Regions from separate parts of the Homo sapiens genome. Here region 2 is linked to region 1. A link is a loop called in an ENCODE intact Hi-C map of the cell type or tissue named here. Cell type or tissue: A673. All regions are shown on one strand. Links, peaks and the distances in the headings refer to the core of each region. The heading gives the core; the rest is flanking DNA. Region 1 overlaps DTNA (dystrobrevin alpha). Region 2 overlaps DTNA (dystrobrevin alpha).

What was found. Hi-C counts contacts between places; a loop is a spot of excess contacts. Peaks named below come from ENCODE experiments on the same cell type or tissue, not always from the same donor. Only the 100,000 strongest peaks of a DNase experiment are listed, where the experiment ranks them.
Region 2: a loop joins it to region 1, with 4 times the contacts of the local background. A loop is called at or near these places in 2 of 110 quality-filtered maps.

The regions. Positions count from the first base shown.
Region 1 is chr18:34,839,549-34,846,828 of GRCh38, reverse strand. All of the region lies in intron 13 of DTNA (dystrobrevin alpha), which reads right to left. Among named protein-coding and RNA genes, the nearest start is that of DTNA-AS1, 76 kb to the right of the region's middle. In A673, for the core only: no CTCF peak of the experiment used is centred there; no DNase peak of the experiment used is centred there.
Region 2 is chr18:34,790,659-34,797,938 of GRCh38, reverse strand. DTNA (dystrobrevin alpha) reads right to left here. Exons shown (of 23, transcript NM_001386795.1): 4 at 3,689-3,902. Among named protein-coding and RNA genes, the nearest start is that of DTNA-AS1, 27 kb to the right of the region's middle. In A673, for the core only: no CTCF peak of the experiment used is centred there; a DNase peak (open chromatin) is centred at 3,388.

The DNA of each region.
Region 1 (7,280 bases), core at 3,218-5,717:
ATTTACAAATAGAGTAAACATGAAACATAGTGTTTTAACCTTTGTTCTGAAGTGAGAAGATGAGTGAAAGTAATTATGTTCTTCCAGCATTTTGGCTATGTCACTTCCAAATAGCTCTTGTCTGGTTAGCTGAATCCACTATATAACAGGTTTGTTTTTTTTTTCTGGTCATTCATAAGACATTCCTGTCTACATTATCTCTGCTCTAGCCTACACCCCTTGCATATATAAGCTATAGCTGTTTTAATATGAATACTTCCACTCTAGACTTAGCCCTTTTCTCTGAGCTATAATAAATAACTAGAACATTCCTGAATTTCCTTATCTAACAACTGATTTCTCCCTCCTCAGAAAAAGAGGCTTCTCTTTCCTTTTGCTCAAATGAGATAATGTATGCAAAAAGCATCAAAAGAGTGTGATGCCTGGAACACATGAGGTGCTCAAAAATATTAGTTAATATAATGTTATTATTATTTTGCCTTTTAAATAACATGTTCATATCCATTAGTAATCCTCATCCCCTTCAAAATATCATCTACCATCTGACAATTATCTAGAGCAGTGCTTTTCAAATTTTAAAGTGTAAGCATATCACCTAGGGATCTTGTGAAAATGCAGTTTCTGGTTCTGTGGTGGTAGGGTAGGGGAGGTTGGGAGGGTGGGACCTGAGAAGATGCATTTCTAACAAGCTTCCAAGAAATGTCGATAATATTGGTCCAGTGTACTGGTTCAACACTGAGTATCAAGGATCTAGAAGATCTCGAAAACAAAATGGAAGACACAAATACGTGAAATGAAACCTAAATATAAACGATATAAAAGAGAGAGTTGTTCAAGAGTATTTAACAGATACCCATACAGCATGTGTGATATGTTATAAACATTCCCTTAAGACAGAAAATTGTAGGATATACGGCTTACATAATGTTTAGTATCAATCCCAGTGGATTGAGATTTTATTCATTACACAAGTTTAGATTTGGAGTAAGAAAATAATTTTAATAGCAAAGGCAGAATTATCTCTGGAAAACTGATGCTTTAAAGCAGATGTCTGTCTTTATAAAATAATGTCTGCATTCTGCAATGGTTAAAAATAATAACTAAATTCTTTATTACAGCTTCAATGAAAAAGAGAAAGTTACACTGTCTTTTCTTTCGACGTCAAACTACCCCACAAAGAGACAACTGAATTTGATTTTAACATGTTTATCATTTCTGGCTCATGTATTAGGGGCTATACATCTAATTCAACACAGTGTTTTGCGGATAACCCCATTGCTCCAGGCCCAGGAACATGATATCTTTGACACCTTGAAAGTGACTTTGTCAGAAACATTTGTATTTTGATAAATAAATAAATAATTTTAAAAATCTTGATAAAAACTTCTGATAAAAGTATCTTTTAAAATGAATGACTAGCTAGTGTAAGTAATATGAAGGTTATATTTTTAAAAAGCCTCCTGGAAATGTAAGACGTGAAGATATAGGATTCTGTATAGCAAGTGATAACTCATACGTCCATGCCTTTCCTCCCCCAGCACTGAGTGAATGAGGGCCTGTGTGATAATATTACCCCTTTGTGCACATGAACAATTTATGGGTCCACATAATGCCATTTCAGTATGTTCAAATTATACAAGGGTGAAGGAGGCATTCTTCTGATAAATTCCTCTATTTCAAGACTTCAATTACAAATAGTTGAAAATGAATGATCAACAATCCCTAAATCATTAAAATAAATACCAATTCCAACACTTTCTCCAGCCCTAGCTATTCATTTCAGGACTTTATAATCAGTAATCTTGCTACAAGACTATGATGAATTAACAAGTGATTGCAGTGTTGACGGCATTTCAGAGCAGGAAAATCCATTATTTTGAAAGCCCTCCACATTCTACCCGAAATGCATGGCCAGTGTCTGTTGCCAGTGATTTCAAAATGGCATTCCAGGAAACTCAAGTGGCCCCAGCTGAGCTAGGGCTTATGAAAGTGTGATTTAGCAAAGATTTTTGGGAACTCACGGTTTGTTCACATTCTTTTGATTTTTTTCTGGGCCTGTTCTGCTTTCTAAGTTAGGGTAGTCAACCAGAAAATACTGTGATCCAAAGCATATAGCATATATAAATGCAAAAGCAAAAGCATATATAAATGCTTCTATATTTTCTTTTCATATTTTTTCTACTACTCTGGCTAGTGATGGGAATTTTATCACTAGAAATTAATTTAGAAGGCCATCGAGTTTCATGTACTACTCTTCTATTAAGAGGATTAGTTAACTCAAATGGAAGATTGCTTTATTAGATTATTCTCTATCTTTGGCAGTTGGTTTAGAGCAAAATGCTAAGGGAATAGAGCACTTTTTTTTGGCATTTAGAAGTCAGTGAGCTCAAGAGAGTCAGGGTAGAAAGGAACAAAGTGACACTGGGGACCGAGAAATGGTTTTACAGTACTGAAGAATGGGGAAAGAAACTAACTCTCAAAGCTTAGTGTAGTGGCCCTTTGTGAGTGGTTTGGAATAACAACAAAAAAAGACAGGAAATCATGAAATGGCAATCTTCATGGATAACAATAAGAATTTACCACAATAATGGCTTCCTTAAAGGAGACCTTTAAACTCCTTTATTGAGACCCTGACTTCAACAACCCCCTATGTTACAGTTGAGGTCATGCATTCTATCTTCTAAAAACTCTCAGACTCCTCCATTTCCTTCTACTCCAACTGTTCCTGATGTGACAGTCTTTAGATTTATATTTCCAGGATTCTAAGGAAATATCTTTCTCAGAAGTCCAGTTCTATAATTGAAGTTCCTAAAAATTTTACTAAACAAAAGGAGTCGTGTTAACAGGAAATGAAAACTCATATAAAAGAGACACTGTCAGTAAGTGTAGGTAACTCTTCTTTTTTCTTTCAACAGATTATAATTTCTTTTTTCTTTCAACAGATTGCAATAAACTCACATTTTTCAAAATCAACAAAATGTACTAAAAAGAGTCAGTCAAATCTTGACCTACACATTAAAAATATTAAAGGCATACAATTCAGTGGATTCAGTGGGGAAGTGGGTTATGGATTCAATTGTGTCTCCCCCAGTATTCATATGCTAAAGCATATGAATACCCTCAGTACCTTAGAATGTGACTATATTTGGAGATAGGGCCTTTAATTACAGTTAAATGAGGTCATAGTGTGGGGCCCTAATCTCATAGGACTGCTGTTCTTTTAAGGAAAGGAAGAGACACTAGGGTAGAGAAAAAAGGTTATTTGCGGACACAGCAGGAAGGTGTCCATCTGCAAGTCAAGGACAGGAGAAACCAACCCTGCTGGCACCTTAGTCTTGGACTTCCAGCCTCCAGAACAGTGAGAAAATAAATTTCTGTTGTTCAAGCCATCAAGTCTATGGCATTTTGCTTTGGCATTCTTAGCAAACTAATACAAAGATGAAGAATCTAGGGGGGCATTAAAATTAAAAAAAAATTCTTGCCCAATTATCACTTTAAGTTTTTAAAAAAATTTTAGAATGCCCTATTAGTTGCTCTGTTCACATCAGTGAATTGCTGGTGCTTATCTTTGCCCATGTCTACCACTACACAAAGCTTAATACTTTAATTTTTCATCTATTTTATACTCCTATACTAAATGTTCAATTTAAGTGCTACTCTATAATAGTGATTTTTTTAAATAGTAAAAATTCTAATTTTGCTAGTAAAGTTTCTGACTACTCCTAACAACTTTGTTTAGGGGAAGATGGAATTTTTTTAGCTACTGCACTACTGATATTCTACAATATCAACAGATGTTTATTGAGCACCTACTATGTGCCTGGCACTGTGCTAGATGTCAGAGATAAGGTGGTGAACAAGTTGGAGAGGGTCCCTGCCCCACTGAAGATACAGTAAATAGTAAGCCAACCAACCAGCCACCAACCAACCAACTAACCAGTCAGCCAACCAACCAACCAATGAGCTAACCAGCCAAACAGCTAACCAACTAACCAACCAAACAATGACTGCAGCTGATAAGAAGAAAATAAAAATAGTATGCTATAATAGAGACTAATATAGAGGACCTACTGGGGGAGGTGTCTTTAATCTAAGATTGGAAGCTAGACAAGCAAGTTCATGTGCATATAGTAGGGGTGAAATGGGAAAGAATGTTCTAGACAGAGGGGAGAACTAGTATTGGAGTCTTGAGGCAGGAAAGAGCTTGGTTCGTTGGAGGAATTGATCAAAAATTGACATGACTAAATGTAGTGATTGAATGGGAGAACCCCATGAGATCTGAGGCTGAGAAAGGAGTAGGCAAGGGCTAAGTCACATGCAGGTTTGTACACCATGGTGAGGGGTCTGGGTTGTAAACTAGGTCCAATAGGAATCTATTAAAGAGTTCTAAGCATGCAAGCTAATAAAAATTTAGACCTCATAAATGAAATTCTGAAATAGGCATTCTTAGATGTCTTTTTTCCCAAAGCATAAAATATTGTGGAGCAATTTTAAACTAGATGGATTATTAATCCACTTAACAAGAAATCTATTGACAACACAAATGTACACTTTCTTGTACTTGAGAAAAATATAAGCAGAACAATTTTAACCTAGTCATATGACATCAGGAGTCTAATCAAGTGACAATGTTAGAGGTAGAAGTTCTGGGCTGGTTTCAAATCATTTGGTTGGTCTACTACAGACCTTGGTATAAACTAGCAAGCCCAGGAATTTGACAAGCTTTGGGGGAGGGTAGTAAAAGCCCACACTGTATCACATTTCAGACTCCTTCTCCTGCAATGAGGAAGGTGCATACAAATTATTAAGGCTTTTAAAACTTCATTGAATTAGGAAGGAAGCAGAAATTCTCCCTTGAGCTGCAGTTTATTTATTTGACTTATCTGACAGAACCAGCAATGACATAAGTGTTTCTTTAGCAGCAAACTATTACAAATAAGTCAGTTTCCCAGTGTGTTAAGTAGTTAATATAGGGTAGAAGACCCCCACACAGAGTTAATCAGGATTAGGTCTGAATAATGGCAAAAACAAAGCTTTTGATGGAGAACAGCTAGAGGCCAAGGAATGGGGTGGAAAATAGATGGGAACCAGTGTCATAAGACCTGTTTGCAAGCCCTTACTAGCATGTGACTTTGGATAAGTCACTTAATGTCTCAAAGCTCATATTTTTTAAACAGTGAAATGGAAATAATCATATCCAACCTTCTAGGACTATGAGAAGTAAATTAAATAATGTGTGGAAAAAGGCTTTGTAATTTTTGGAGCATTTCATAAATACAAAATTTATTATTCTTACTCCAGCTGTTGTAATAAGATAAAAGAGACTGAAGACAAAACTCTTGCCCTTTTTGAAGCTTACAATTAACATGAGAAGTCACAACTCAAGGAACTACATACATAAAAGGTAACTTGTTAAGAATCACCATTCCTGTTACTAGTATGTGCTCAAAATATTTGCTAAAATCAAATAAAAACACTAGAATAAGATATACAGTTTCAGTAAATACGTGGAGGATGCAGTGTGAAGGAGGCATCCACAAAAGATCCTGAAAGGCGTGTGTTGATGCAGATTTTAAAAGAGGTGATGAAACACAGTGGTTATGAACTTGGATGGATAATGGTTAAAATCTCTGCCCCACTTTTTATAGCTGTGGGACTAAGGGAGAGTCAGGTAAGCTCTCTAAAATGATACCTTTACTTGTCTATAAAAGGGGGATGATCTTATTTACTCCATGGGCTTACTTTAAGGACTAGGAGAAATTATGTATACAAGGCTCTGAACATAGAGCTTGGCATGAGGTAAGTGTTTTAAAAACACTTACTATTATTATTACTATTATTATATGTCTCACTGTAACTTAATGATGGTAAAGCATTGTAGCTACAATGATGTTAAAGGAGGTAAGAGGTCATTACATTACTTATAGAACCATGACAGGTATGAGGAATTGTTGGGATCTAATTAAACATAAAGAAAAGGGAAGAAAAAATGAGAAATTTGAAAAAGAAGTTGGAATTTTTTAAGGATAGAAAAAACTATGAGAAATATGGAGGGTGCAGCTATTAAAACAAAGCCTCCTTCATTGATTGGTTGGCCTTAAATTCTGCTTTGTTTTCAAAATACAAATCACATTTAGCTTTCATCAGGCAGACGCAAGGTGTCTCTGCTGAGACAGATTTATGGTCTTAAGTAACCATCAAGTCAATATGATTAATCACTTGAGTAGGGAAAATGGCTGGTAGTGACAAACTCTGAGCTTTTCTCTTTGGAGATTTCTTTGTTAACAACCTTAATTAAGAAAAGGTCAAAGAAGAGCAGTAGAAATAACTGGAGTGTGCTTAGAATTATGGGAAGAGGACATGATGTGAGATCGCATCATAGTCTTACAATTGAATCTACACTGACTGTATTCTTCTTCAAAGATGACCAATACAATTAAAAAAAAATTCAATGCTTAGTTCTACTGCTTCAGCTACCATGTAACACTGGAGTACCAAACTCCTTGGGAATAAAGCAATTTTGTAGTTTTGAGAGCCTGAGTTGTGAAAAAGTGGATACTATTTAATCTAGAAGCTCACAAAATTTGAAGAAAGAGATGGATTTACGTCAGCCAAAGAGTGCATTTTTATCCCCTTAAACAGTAGGATCTAAGGTAAAATTAAACTAGTGTACTGGTTATACATTTTTAAAAATACAAATTAAGATACATGTATGTACTAAAGCACATAAATGTTCATCAGTTCATGAGAACTAAAAATTATCTCATGTATTAATCTTGCAAAAATAGATCTAAGAAGCAGTAATAGGAAGAAAATTTTGAAAATACTCAAGTGAGGAGGAAAGAGGTTCAGAAACAAAGCGGCTAATAACATCAAGTGGTGAGGGCAAGGAGCATGGAGCAATGGCCTAGCATCTGAGGAATGCCTTGGTGAAATACTAGGTTGGTGCAAAAGTAATTGCAGTTTTTGTCATCACTTTTAATGTAATTGCCATTAATTTTGCCAATTACTTTTCCTCTAATAGTAGAGGAAAGAGGACTTGCCATGCTAAAGGTTTGAAACATTTTAATGGAAATTGAACCCATTGGCTTTCTTAATAATTGTAACTATGGAAAATCCATGGGCCCTTAATTGAGAGAAAATTGAAGTGGTTGAGAAAAATTGACATATTTTCAAGGAATTGGTTTGCTAAATATGTTTATAAAACAATAGTCTGAACTAGATTGAAAAATACATATGATACATAGTTTGTCCTTTTCCTTTAATTCAAGCTGCAAATC
Region 2 (7,280 bases), core at 1,847-4,346, 48 kb after region 1:
TTGTGTTGGCTATGGTCTCAGGTGCTGTTCATAAGAAGAATAAAATATGGTTCTTTCCTAAAGAAGTCTTTGGGAGGCAGTCATATAAACAGTCAGACATGCACTATAAGACAATAGCAGAATCAGGTGCAAGGAGAGGTGGACCTGTGGAAAGGTGATCAACTTGACCATGACAGGCGAAAGGCTTCACAGAACCTCAGAGTTTGTGACTGCACCTCTCAAAAAGGCTGCACATTATAGGCTTTTAAGAATTATTTTCATCTTTTAACTTTCTGCAATATTTTTCTTTTGAGTTACTCTCTATTTCCTACAAAATAATAAGAACAACATTAAAGGTCCTTTGAAGACTTCAAAGAGTTTTCCCCCTCCTCAATAGAATATGGACAAGAGGTGACAGAAGAAGCTGCTGCCAGTTTGCTGGGGGGATTCTGGAGGAGACAGAGGAGCGGAAGGCTCCTGGCAGCAAAGAAGGGGAGGTGGGAGGCCAGTTCCTGGGGTGATCGGAGGAAAGGGACAAGAGGAAGAGACTGGCTCAAGTTCTGGCTGCTCCCTCACATATCTTCTTCCCTCTCAGCCCCTGGTCTTATTTCTGACATCTCTTTTCCCATCCTTCTCAGGCACACTCATCCATTCCACTAGACGCCTTAAAAAAGATAACCTCTGGCCGTGGAGAGATTTGCTTAGAAGTTGGTTGGTAACTGCTCCCTGGGTGACCCCCTCCCAGGAATACAGCCATTTTTAAAAGGAATGTCACAAAAAACAAAAATCTTCTGGACTCAAGGAACTGTGTCTTCAGGGACAGAATGGCAAGCATGAGCATAAACCACTGGGGTCCACTGCCCACCCCCAACATTGTACAAATCATCTACAGATGTAGTTATCATATCTTCTGAGAGGCTGACTTGCCAACGAGCAGAGAGAAATCTTGCAACCAGGAAACTGATTACAGTCTGCAGTAAGCATCCTGGTATGAAAATTGAGATCCGGATGTTTTTTTGGTGGGAGAGGGAATGCTATTCTTGGGGAGCTATGGCTGTGCGAAGGTAAGTCTGGCTCTCAGAAGTACATCCCAGTAAAGGAGGCATCAATCCTCATCTCAGGTTACCACTTTCTTCACGAAGTTCAACTACCTGGGAGTCTAGTGAATTTTAAGGCACCATCCCCTCCCCCACAAAATGGCCAAGTTTCTTTGAATCCAAGTTCTTATTCTTCATGAGTTTAAATCACTATACTGCCTTTCTTTTTTATTTATTTATTTTTAGCAACTCTTCTTCAGAGTCTAGGTTCTTAAGGCATCTCTAATTTTTATTTTGGATTTTTTCCCTGTTTATTTATATGTCCATTTAAAATACGACAAATGGGAGAAAAATCTCCTAAATGTTTCAGTGATTCTGTAATAGCAACAGCACATCTTTCTTTTAGTAGTATCAGGATCATTCATGTCTGCCAAAATACAGACGGTTCTCTTAAACACTTGGACTCTGTCGTGGGACAGGTGGTAGGAAGTGGCATCAGATTTCCACGCTGGGTCTCATTTGGATAAATTGGAGTTTACTATTATAAGAAATAGAATTTGAACATTTATTTTATTCTTAAGTTTCTCTTCTTATATTCACTTCTAAATTACATATCCAGTTAGCTGTACTTCCTGATGGCTTACATTTCATATCCAAAATTCCATGCCATCAGATGGAAAATTTGAGTGTCAGTAGGACTGCCTATGCTCATTTGCTACGCTGAAGGAGCAAACGCAGAAGTGTCTGCAGAGTAGGATCTCTACATGGATATGTTTATAAATCTTTGCAGTGAAATTTGTCTATGTGGATGTGTTTATAAATCTACTACAGTGAGATTATTGAAAGTACACATCAGGAGGCTTCCTATCTATACGAAGAATAGGCACCAAATAAAGATTTCTTCTGAACTTTTTTGTGAATTGTTCCTTACCTTGGAATAGATGTCAAACTTAGCTTTTCATCAATCTTGAAATGATTCAGCTATATTTTCAGCAGCTATTTAGAGACCGTTCATAGCTCTATATTTAGAAGTGATCTAGCAAATATTTCTGACCAAAAGTGAAAAATCTAACTATATTTGTGTGAATCCTATATATCTCACAAAATACCCCCTTCCTTATTGTTAGTCTGGTTTCTGGTCTATATTTATGGAGTGGGTGCAAATGATTATTTGGCTTTGATTCTTTATGAGTTCTCTAGCAGTACTCCAGGATTTAGTGAGATATTATATTTCTCTTTTTGCAGTTTCCATTGTTACATTTCTAACAAATAAGTCTCTTGACATCTTTAGGGGCAAATCTGAAAGCTGCCACACTCTTGTCACAGGGCCAGGTTAGAAATGCCACTACAGAAATGCCATGGCCAGGTTCCATTCTGCTGCCTCTGCTGCCTGTCATGTGGAACCACAGTCCTCTTTACCTGCCCCAGCATCCAGTTACTATAGTGATTAAGCTAGAGCTGTACATCTCGTTCTGAAGTGTGCACAGCCGAAGCAAAGACTCTACCAACCTGGAATGCTAGTTGTAAAATTGTTTATTTTAACTGAAGAATTTCTCAAAATATAAATATCACGAAGACAATAATGCACACTGGAAAAACTGAGCAGGAACGATTCTGTTAACACTCTAAGTTGCAAAGTGACAGCTGGTAGCTTTTGTGAATTGCAAAATAACATTAGCCTGGCTGGAACATCTCCACTGCGGGGGTAAATACTTCCAGGCATTGGCCAGACAATGAGACTAAGTAAAACCTTCTGAGAATCTCAAAATGTGATTGCTGAAAGGTCAGGTTAGCAATTTTCCTTTTTAATATTCAAAACAAGCAGTGGAAGTGGAGGGGGTGGTACTACGTCCAGGTTGGAGGCTATTGGCAAAAAGCCCTCTTGAAATTGTAGGCTGAGAATGTAATTCAGGGGAATCCACATATACCTTGGTAAAGAAACCTTTGTTGAACACCTAAGTCCCCACTCGGCCACTAACATGCTGCGAGACACCAAACAAGTGACAATTTCTTTGTGCTTCATTTCCTTCATCTGTAAAATGAGATATGTGGACGAACAGCCTTTAAGATCTCAGCCAGCCCTGAAATTCTCTGATTCTAAAAGGGAAAATTATACAAAAATGAAGCTGAGCTTCAGTTGTGGTCTGTGGACAGCATCCCCTTATTTTATGATCGAAACACTTAAATTGACCAGTCCATTTAACGCAAGTCATAGTTACTTTGACTGGGATAGTCAAGAAACCCTTTTCAATTTCTTTCTTGTTTGCTGTAGGGCCTTGTTAGGACACCTCAGAAACACTGTCTTAAACAATTTGCAAAGAAGAGAGTTAAAAAGATCCTCCCACTTCACGCTTCATTAAATCGCACCACAGGCAATCCTCTCAAGCATCCACAGCTTCCAGGAAGCATGGGATGAGATAACTAAAGGTCAGCACATAAAATACAATTGTCCTCAAGTTCCTCTGGCACCATTTTACTCTCTAGTCTTTTTCACAGGATTTAAAATTTATATTAAACACATGGAGACTTTACTGACATAAGCATCCACTGTAAGAAAAAAGAGAGTAAAAAAAAAAAGAGAGAGATATAAAATTGTTTGGGAAAAAGACCAAGTAAGACAGGAAGTGAAAGCCAAACATGTAGAGAGGAACAGACATTCAGAGGGTGCTTACGGATCAAACGCTGCAAGCAGGAAGTTAAGGAGGAGGCTGATGGACTGCTCCACATGGATTTGGTGAGTGGTTGGCATCCGTTTGTTGAGCTGGTAAAAAATAGTGGAGAGCACAGCCTCTAAGCGGGACACGTTGAGTTCAGTGTTTGGGTCCAGGTTGTTCAGAGCATTTTCCCGCAATGCTTCTATGACATTCCATATGTCCACCAGGTGCACTACAATTAAAGCAGAGTTAACACATCAGCCCAAAGTAATGGAAGGCAAATACATCAGTTTACATGACCCTCTGTCCTGTTTTTTTCTAGGTATCTCACATGTGTGCAGCTGTTGCAGGGGGTCAACATAAGTAAATGAACATAGGCTGTGCATTATCTCTAAGACTTGATGTGCATTACATAATAGCAAGCAAATGATTTACTGACCACCACAATAGATAGTTATTTCCAATCTTCACAATCACTCTTGAAATACAGCTATTATCCCTGTGTTACACATAAGATAACTGAGGATCTGGAAACTGAACTGACAAATGCAAAAGTAGAAGAGGAGTCAATGGCAAGACTAGCATTCAGATCCAAGTCTATCGGTTTAAAAGTTATTTCCCCATTGCACACCCTGCCCCCTCAAAAAGAAAAGGCCAACATTTAAATTCTAGTGTTTGAAAGGATGTCCAAATTATATTTGAGTATTTAAAATGTTTTCATTTATTTATGTGTTTTTTAGTAGTATGCTGTTGGAAACAAGAAAAAAAAAGAAAGTTAAGGTAGGCAGGAAGACAAGGTAAAAAGGAAAAGTTATGTATACACTGCAGCAGCAGCAGAACTAAGTCACACATCACTGAACTAGGCTGGTCAAGAACAAGAAGTTTCTTGGCTACATTATTACCAGCTGATTTAAGTCATGGTTACTTTCACTAGGGTAGTCAAGAAAGCTGTTTCTGTTTTCTTCCCTATTTGCCCTGAGGTCTTGTTATGAGATCCCAGAAACCATGATCACGACCAAGATAAAGAACACGTCCTCACCCTCAAAAGTTTTCTCATGCTCCTCTGCAATCCATCCTCATTCCCTGTTCCAGGCAACTATTGATTTGCTTTCTGTTGCAAACTTCAGTTCTTAATAACTGTAAGTATATGGTAAACACTCTTTTTTGGGTCTGGATTCTTTTACTTAGTGTTAACTGTTTTGAAATTCATACATGTATTGCTGAAAGTATCAATAGTTTTCTCTTTTTTATTGCTGAGTAGTATTCCATTATATGGATATATCACAATTTGGTTATCAACTCACTTGTTGATGAACATTTGGGTTGTTTTTCAGTTTTTGTTTATGAATAAAATTGCTATGAACAATCACGTACAAGTCTTTGTATAGATATGTGGCTTCCATTTCTCTTAGACAATGAGGGATTCAAAATATTAAAATCATTAAAAATATTAAGTAAATACTTAGAAATGAAAAGGCTGGGTTTCACAGTAAGTGTATGTTTAATTTTTAAAGAAAGTTCCAAAGTATTTTCCAAAAGTAGTTGAACCATCTTACATTCCCATCAGCAGTGTACGAGAGTTCCAGTTCCTCCACATCTTCACCATTTAAGGTTGACTTTTCATTATGCTTTTGCATTTGCAAATAAATATTTTGTTTATTCTCAATGAAATATAACAGTTTCCGTTTTTGAGAAATATGCACTGTATATATATTTTTTCACTAACAGCTCCCTATTTTTTTGTCTTCTACCTCATTGCTCTCTCCTGGCTATATACCTAATAAGCAAAACTAACATCAGCTTCTACTATGAATTGAGCTATGTGACTTTTTTCTTGACTTCTCTCTTACTTTTGCTTTTCAGAACAGATCTATGGTTTCTGACTTTTGGTATAGGAGAACTTGTCACCAATTTCTTCCATTATAATAACAAATGAGCCAACTAGCCAACAGTCTTTTGAAGTCAGACCCTTTTCCCAGGCTAGGTTTAACTGCAGGATCTGTAACCACAGAACCCTAAGAGAGAGAGAGCAATCTGTTCAGACATTCTTATTTTCAAATTAGGCATAAAGAAAAACAAAAACCTAAAGTATGGTTCTCATAACTAACTTTGTGTGCACATTGAGATCCAAGAGATGAGTAGATTATGCAAATCCTTAAACTAAAAAAAAAAAAACAACAGGTTACATAGAACCGTTACTGTGTCCTTTACTTGGATTTTTGCTGTTAATTTTAACAATTACTCAAAATAATGTTTTATGTTATGAAGGGAAGATACCTGTGCTCAAGGAGCACTGGACTTGGAGTCCAAAGACCTAGGTTGCAAATCTGGCTCTTCTACGACAAGTGCATGACCTCTAAGACTTAGAGTCTCACTTCCTTCATCTATGAAATGGGGCTGGCATTCCTAAAATGGAAAAATGCATAGAGTAAAAAGTGGTAGTTCCTGGTACCTAGCAGACAATGCATTATAGATGAACAAGTAAATAATGTGAGTCATGTCAAAAGAAAAATATATTGCAATATATCTCTGATTTGGAGCAGATGAGTACAAATCACATACCAACTAAAATAAATATTTATTAGTTTTGGAAAAATTCAGATTTAAGTGATTTCAAATTTGCAAGCTTTTCTGTATATCAAGAATTAATCAACAAGGAAATTATTTGTATTTCTTGGTGTTATTTATCCAACTCTTCTATCTAGCAAGCAAAACACTCCCAGGGAAATGGCATTTATAAACTAAATTTATTTATTTATTTAAATTCTAGTTGGGAAGAGCTGGGATTCCTCTAATTACTCCCTATAGATTTGATCTGTGAATCTTCTGGATCTAGTCATCAGGATGTGTCTGGGTGCAGGATGCAAAGAAAGCAGTGCTGATGACATCCAGCCTGTCGTCCTGCTTGGTCCCTGTGACCTATCCTCACCTAGTTCCTGGTTGTGGATGATGTGGAACAGACATCTGGGGAGAGGAGCATGGACTGGGAACTTGAGCATGGGAGGGAGATGGGTATATGTCAAGAAAGCTAAATGGCTGTTGGCAAAGGGAGGGAATCTGGATGCTTAAATTTCTCTTGACGAGCCATTGTAAGGAATAGGAAACCCTTTTAGAATTCCCAGTGGTGGAATTATCCAGGCCCATGGGAGTGACCACAGGAGTGGCCCACATAAGGGTTCCCACATAGGCATGCCCATGTAAGGGTTCTTTGGGTACTTCAGCCTCAGGGTGAGCAGCCCATACTCATCTCTCCCCTTGCCGGCTCTGGGATTCCCTTCCTTGGTGAATGCCACCATCCTCCCGCTGCCTATTCTCCCTCCAGGGAGATTTACTTTCTGGGTTCTATCAATGACCTAGTCCTATGGACTGTATATCTCCTAAACATCACTGTAATCCCACCATTTCCATGAACCTTTATTGCCACCACCCAATTTCGTTACCCAATGCTATCACGCTTACTGTTTGGCTGAGTCAGTTCTTTTTTCATTCTTTCTGTACTCCCTTTCTACTCACTGCAGCCAGAGTGTGATTTCTAAACCGTAATTTGACATATCACTTGTATGCTGCTTAAAATTGTATGCTGCTTGGAGAATGGCGTGAAGCCGGGAGG